2 separate regions of the Homo sapiens genome follow, and region 2 is linked to region 1. Evidence: read pairs that join two places in POLR2A ChIA-PET (ENCODE). Cell type or tissue: MCF 10A. All regions are shown on one strand. Each heading gives the region's core, and the rest is flanking DNA. Links, peaks and the distances in the headings are about the cores only. Region 1 has its middle 140 kb from the start of MAT2B. Region 2 overlaps MAT2B (methionine adenosyltransferase 2 non-catalytic beta subunit).

Region 1 (2,925 bases), core at 261-2,760:
GAGATCGTGCCACTTCAGCCTTCGTGACAGAGCAAGGTCCTGTCTCAAAAAAAAACAAAAAACAAAAACAAAAAAACAAAAGAAAAGAAAAAAAAAAGAAAAAGAAATATGACAAGGATGTCCACTCTTAGCACTTCTATTCAACACTGTGCTGGAGGGTCTAACTCAAGTTCGGCAAGAAAAAGAAGAAAAAGGTATCCAGATTAGAAAGGAAGAATTAAAACTATCTCCATTCTCAGATGAAATGATCTTGTATATATGGAAAATCCTAAGAAATCCACTAAAAACTATTAAATCTAATAAATGAGCTCAGCAAGGTTACAAGACTCCAGCAATAAACATTCTAAAAATAAAATTAAGAAAACAATTCCATTTCCAATAGCATCATAAGGAATAAAATACCTAAGATAAAATTAACGATAGAATTGTAGGCCCGGCACAGTGGCTCACACCTGTAATCCCAACACTTTGGAAGGCCAAGGAGGGATGATCACTGGAGCTCAGGAATTCAAGACCAGCCTGGGCAAGATGGCAAAACCCCGTCTCTACCAAAAAAAAAAAAAAAAAAAGAAAAATTAGCCAGTAGTGGTGGCACGTGCCTGTAGTCCCAGCTACTCAGGGGGCTGCGGTGGGAAGATCACTTGAGCCCAGGAGGTTGAGGCTGCAGTGAGTCATGATCGTGCCACTGTACTCCAGCCTGGGTGACAGAGTGAGACCCTGCCTCCAAAAAAAAAAAATAATTAAAAATTAAAAAGAATTGTAAGATTTGTATGTGGAAAACTATGATACATTGTTGAAATAAATTAAAGAATACCTAATTAAATTGAGAGACATCCCATGTTCATCAATTCAAAGACTAAATATTGTTAGATGGCAACTCACTAAATTTATCTATAGGCTCAACACACTCCCTATCAATATTTGAGCATTCTTTTTTTAGCAAATATGAAAAGCTGATTCTAAAGTGCATTTGGATACAGGCATTTAATGCTATGAACCTTCCTCTTAGCACTGCTTTTGCTGTATCCCAGAGGTTTTGATAACTTATGTCACTATTATCATTCATTTCAAATATTTTTTTAATTTCCAATTTGATTTCACCTAGGCATTAGAAGTAAAACACCACACCCAAATCACCACATCCAAGTGGATCAAGCAGGTAGCCAGACACAAGAACTTAAAGGCATCTCTCCTGCCTAGCTAACAGGGCTCCCTGCTTTCCCCCAGCTTCCTTTAAAGGGATCATTCAGGCATTTGCCCGCAAACTTAAAGTAACTCACATTCTATTCTTTTATGTATACTGCTATTTGCTATGCTCACTCTCTTTCTCTCTCTGCCTGCCTCTTCATTCCTGTCTTGCATGGGCCAGAATGAAGGACTACCTTTCTGTCTCATTATACCCTCCCTGCCCAGGATTTGTAAGTAAAAATATTTGAATTTATTTCATATTGTGGTAGTGCAATGAATTTGCACCTTCCATTTGAAGAATTATAGAGGCTACCCTGGGCCAGCTCTTCTCTGGGACCCTTGTTGGAACACAAGGTCAGGCTCCCAGGAAGGCATAAACAGGATATGAGTCAGACAAGAGCCACAGGGCATCTGCCAATATAAACAAATTTTCCATGTGAGAAACCATATGGTCATGAATTGTGCAACTAGGCATTAGTCCATCTGCCAGGTAAAAGAAGTATCCAGTGAAAGGCATACCGTATATACCCATGTCCAGCTCCCCTTCATTTCCCACTGGGGCATCGTTGCTAGCTACTCTGGTACTGAAACCCAGGTTTATCTGGAGGTTCTCAAAACAGTTAAACATATAGGTCAGTGAAATAGAATTGACAATGTAGAAACTAGCCCTTACATGTATGATCAATTGATTTTCTACAAAGATGCCAAGACAGTTCCTTAGGAAAGAACAGATTTCTCAACAAATGATGTTGGAATAACTGGATATCTATACGCAAAAGAATGAAGTTGGACCTCTACTTGATCCCATGTATAAAAATTAAATCAAAATTGATCAACAACCTAAATGTAAGAACTAAAATTATAAAACCCTTAGATGAATCTGTAGGATTAAATCCAAATGACAATGGCTACTTAGATATGACACCAATGACAAGTAACAAAAGAAAATATATGAATTAGATTTTATCAGAAAATATTTTGTGCTTCAAAGAACATCATTAGGAAAGTAAAAAGACAACACATGGAATGAGAAAATATTTGCAAATAATAAATCTAATAAGGGATTTCTATGTAGAATACATAAAGAACTCTTATGACTCAATAATGACAATCTAATTTTAAAATGTGTAAAGATTGATTAGATATTTATCCAAAGAAGATACAAAAATGACCAATAAGCACATAAAAAGATGCTCAAAATCGTTAGTCATCAGGGAAATGAAAATCAAAACTACAGTGAGATACGACTTTATGCCCAATAAGGTGACTTTGATGAAAAATAACAAATGTTGATAAAGATCTGAAGAAATGGGAACCCTTAACGTTTTTGTGGGATTGTAAATGTGCGCAGGTGCTTTGGAAAATAGTTTGGTAGTTCCTCAAAAAGTTAAACAGTGGCAAGACATCACAGCTCACACCTGTAATCCCAGCATTTTGGGAAGCCTAGGCAGGAAAATTGTTTGAGCCCGGGAGTTTGAGGTTGCAATGAGCTATGATCACACCACTGCACTACAGCCTGGGCAACAGAGCGAGACCCCGTCTCAAAAAAAAAAAAAAAAAAGTTAAACATAGAATTACATATGACCCTAGCAATTTCACTCCTACCCAAGAGAACTGAAAAATGTATAGCCACACAAAAACTTGTATATGAAAGTTTATACTAGCATTTACTAGCATTATTCATAATAGCCAGAAACTGTAAATAACCTAAATTTCCATTAACAAATGAATGGATAA
Region 2 (2,925 bases), core at 274-2,773, 140 kb after region 1:
ATATACGAGGAGGAAAAAAAACTTGGTCCTTACAACACTTAAATGCTTTCTAAGTTTAACCAAATTGGTAAATGTTCCTTAGTTAACCCAAAATTTACCTACATAGAAGAGTTAAAATTGGCCAGGTGCAGTGGTTCATGCCTGTAATCGCAGCACTTTGGGAGGCCAAGCTGGGCAGATCACCTGAGGTCAGGAGTTCAAGACCAGCCTGGCCAACATGGTGAAACCCCATCTCTTCTAAAAATACAAAAAAATTAGCCAGGCGTGGTTGCAGGTGCCTGTAATCCCAGCTACTCGGGAGGCGAGGCGGGAGAATTGCTTGAACCCAGGAGGCGGAGGTTGCAATGAGCCAAGATGGCACCACTGCACTCCAGCCTGGGTAACAAGAGCAAGACTACATCTCAAAAAAAAAAAAAAAAAAGCTAAAACTAATAAACGCAAAGGATAAGAAAAAATATTTTAAGCTCATCTGTGTTGCTACTGTGAAACAAATAAATTATTACACACAGAAATGAAAAAGAACCACTATTTAGGAAAAAATTTAAATTCTATGTTTCCAAGCATAGTTCCAAAAATGTCCCTTCTTCCCAAGATGGGTAACACCAAGTTTCCAACCAGGATCTTGAATAAAGTCAACTTTTACTATTAAAAACAAACCAGTTATTTTAACTCAAGAGTTGTTATAATCACCTAATTCTGGGCTGTCAAAATCTTTAAATACATATACAATAACCAAAGACCTTTTAAAGCCCTTAGCTCAATTAAATTACTTAGCCGAATACATACATTTTTTTTTAAAAGACACCAAAATCAAGTATTTCTAGCAATCAAAAACGTAAAATGAAAAGACTAACAGGGAAAGATAGTATAAAGGTAAATTCTTAGGATTATTTTTCCTTAGTTCAACCAATTTCAAGACATTTTAAAAGTTGAAAGCAATTTCATTCAGGCTGTGTTGCAAAACTTGGCTCTAAACCAACTGATCTATGAAAACAAGGATTTCAGCCAACAAAATATTTTCTTTGAAATTTGGCAAGAAAACAGCTCTACAAAGATTGAACTGTAAAGAGGAGAAAACATGCCAAGTCTAGTACAGATACAGTCAGAGAAAACAATTTACACAGGATAAATACGGTAAAGATTCCTGAAAAAATACTCTAAAAGAGAGATAATTTGGTTTCTTCTGAGTTCCTCACTTTTTACTTCACTCTACGGAAGCAAAGGAACAGGTAACAGTTCCTAAGGTCAGTGGTTCTCGTGCTTCAGTGTGGATCAGAATCACCTGGAGGGCTTTTAGATCACAAAGGTCTGGGGTGGGGCTTGATAATTTGCATTCCCAACAAGTTCCAACAAGTGATGCTGATCATCGTGATTTGGAGACCGCACTTAGAGGACCAGTGTACTCTCGAACTCCAGGAAAGTTCAAAGCTTTCATAACAATCCGTTTCTCTTACACAAGGAAAACAAAAAGTGCCATCTACCTTTCTCAAAATGACAACAGTATCTTTCCCCCTTAAAAAAGAAAACTTGAAATAGAAGCCAAAGCATTATACAATCCACAAAAGTTACTAAACAATGAATTAAGATCTGTGTACTTCACTGACTCTGTGAAGTACAGTTTCATTTTAACATCTGTTAAATGAATTTAAAAAAAATCTTATGAATCGTCACAGTTTTGCAGTAGTTTTTGCTAACTTAATGCAACTTAAGAGCCCAGATGATCTTCTTTTAATTAAGAGCTTCTTGGAGTTGATGCAGTATTAAGTATAGAGAAGAACAAGGCTCTTTAGGGAATATAATACCTTAACGTAAAAAAGGAAGTGGAGTTGTATGAGAAAATGCAACTTTATATCCTTATACCCCTGGGTTACTATGTAAGGCCTCCAGTACGCCCGGCCTATAACATGTTAATTTTCAAATAAAATGTTGTGCAGTATCATTTCCATTTCAGTAAATGCTTGCACTTCAGATCGTCACTCTTAATAAAAATCTTGAGCACTGACACCTGACTGCTGGGTACTGTACACTGTTTCATATTTTTTTCTAGGTAATTTTAGGTAATCTAAGCTACTCGGGAGGCTGAGGCAGGAGAATCGCTCGAACCCAGGAGGCGGAGGTCGTAGTGAGCCGAGATCGCACAACTGCACTCCAGCCTGGGGGACACGAGCTAGACTTCATCTCAAAAAAACAAACAAACAAAAAAACCAAAAAAAAGAAAACTAACGTGTTATATAAGTATACAATCATAGCTGTTTTTGTTTTTTTAATAGCAGTTTGAGGCCGGGTGCCAGGGCTCACGCCTGTAATCCCAGCACTTTGGGAGGCCAAGGTGGACCAACCACTTGAGGTCAGGGGTTCAAAACCAGCCTGGCCAACATGGTGAAACGCTGTCTCTACCAAAAATAGAAAAACTAGTCGGGCATGGTGGTGGGCGCCTATAATCTCAGCTACTTGGGAGGCTGAGGCAGGAGAATCGCTTGAACCCTGGAGGCAGAGGTTGCAGTGAGCAGAGATTGAGCCACTGCACTTCAGACGGGGTGAAAGAGCAAGAGGAAAAAAAAGAAAACAAAAAAACCCAGCAGCTTGTTAGAAGAGATATTATTTCCAAAGAGAGTAACAAGAAGTCCAGTGTTAAATGTTTTGTCTATAGTAAAAGAGAAAAAGCTGGAACCAGAACCTGAGTCTTGCTTCTCTGGTCAAGTCAAATACACTGCATTTTGTCTCAATCCTGTGAACTAATATTTGGTTTCATGAATGATTAAAGTTTTATCTGTTCTGCCACAAATTGGTGTTTAGAAGTTATTCTATCTCTATTGATCTAATTCCTCATTGGTAAATGGGGAAGGCATTTAGACAAAATGACTAAGGCTCTTTCAGCTTTAAAGTTCTATATTTCTAACATTTTCCATATTATCCCTACCACGA

Evidence for each region. Peaks named below come from ENCODE experiments on the same cell type or tissue, not always from the same donor. Only the 100,000 strongest peaks of a DNase experiment are listed, where the experiment ranks them.
Region 2: POLR2A ChIA-PET joins it to region 1 with 14 read pairs; 1 of 35 experiments calls an interaction of 5 or more read pairs at or near these places.

The regions. Positions count from the first base shown.
Region 1 is chr5:163,648,442-163,651,366 of GRCh38, reverse strand. No RefSeq gene overlaps it. Among named protein-coding and RNA genes, the nearest start is that of MAT2B, 140 kb to the right of the region's middle. In MCF 10A, for the core only: no CTCF peak of the experiment used is centred there; a DNase peak (open chromatin) is centred at 1,616.
Region 2 is chr5:163,507,891-163,510,815 of GRCh38, reverse strand. The region is part of intron 1 of MAT2B (methionine adenosyltransferase 2 non-catalytic beta subunit); the gene reads right to left. Among named protein-coding and RNA genes, the nearest start is that of MAT2B, 3.7 kb to the right of the region's middle. In MCF 10A, for the core only: no CTCF peak of the experiment used is centred there; DNase peaks (open chromatin) are centred at 1,035 and 1,345.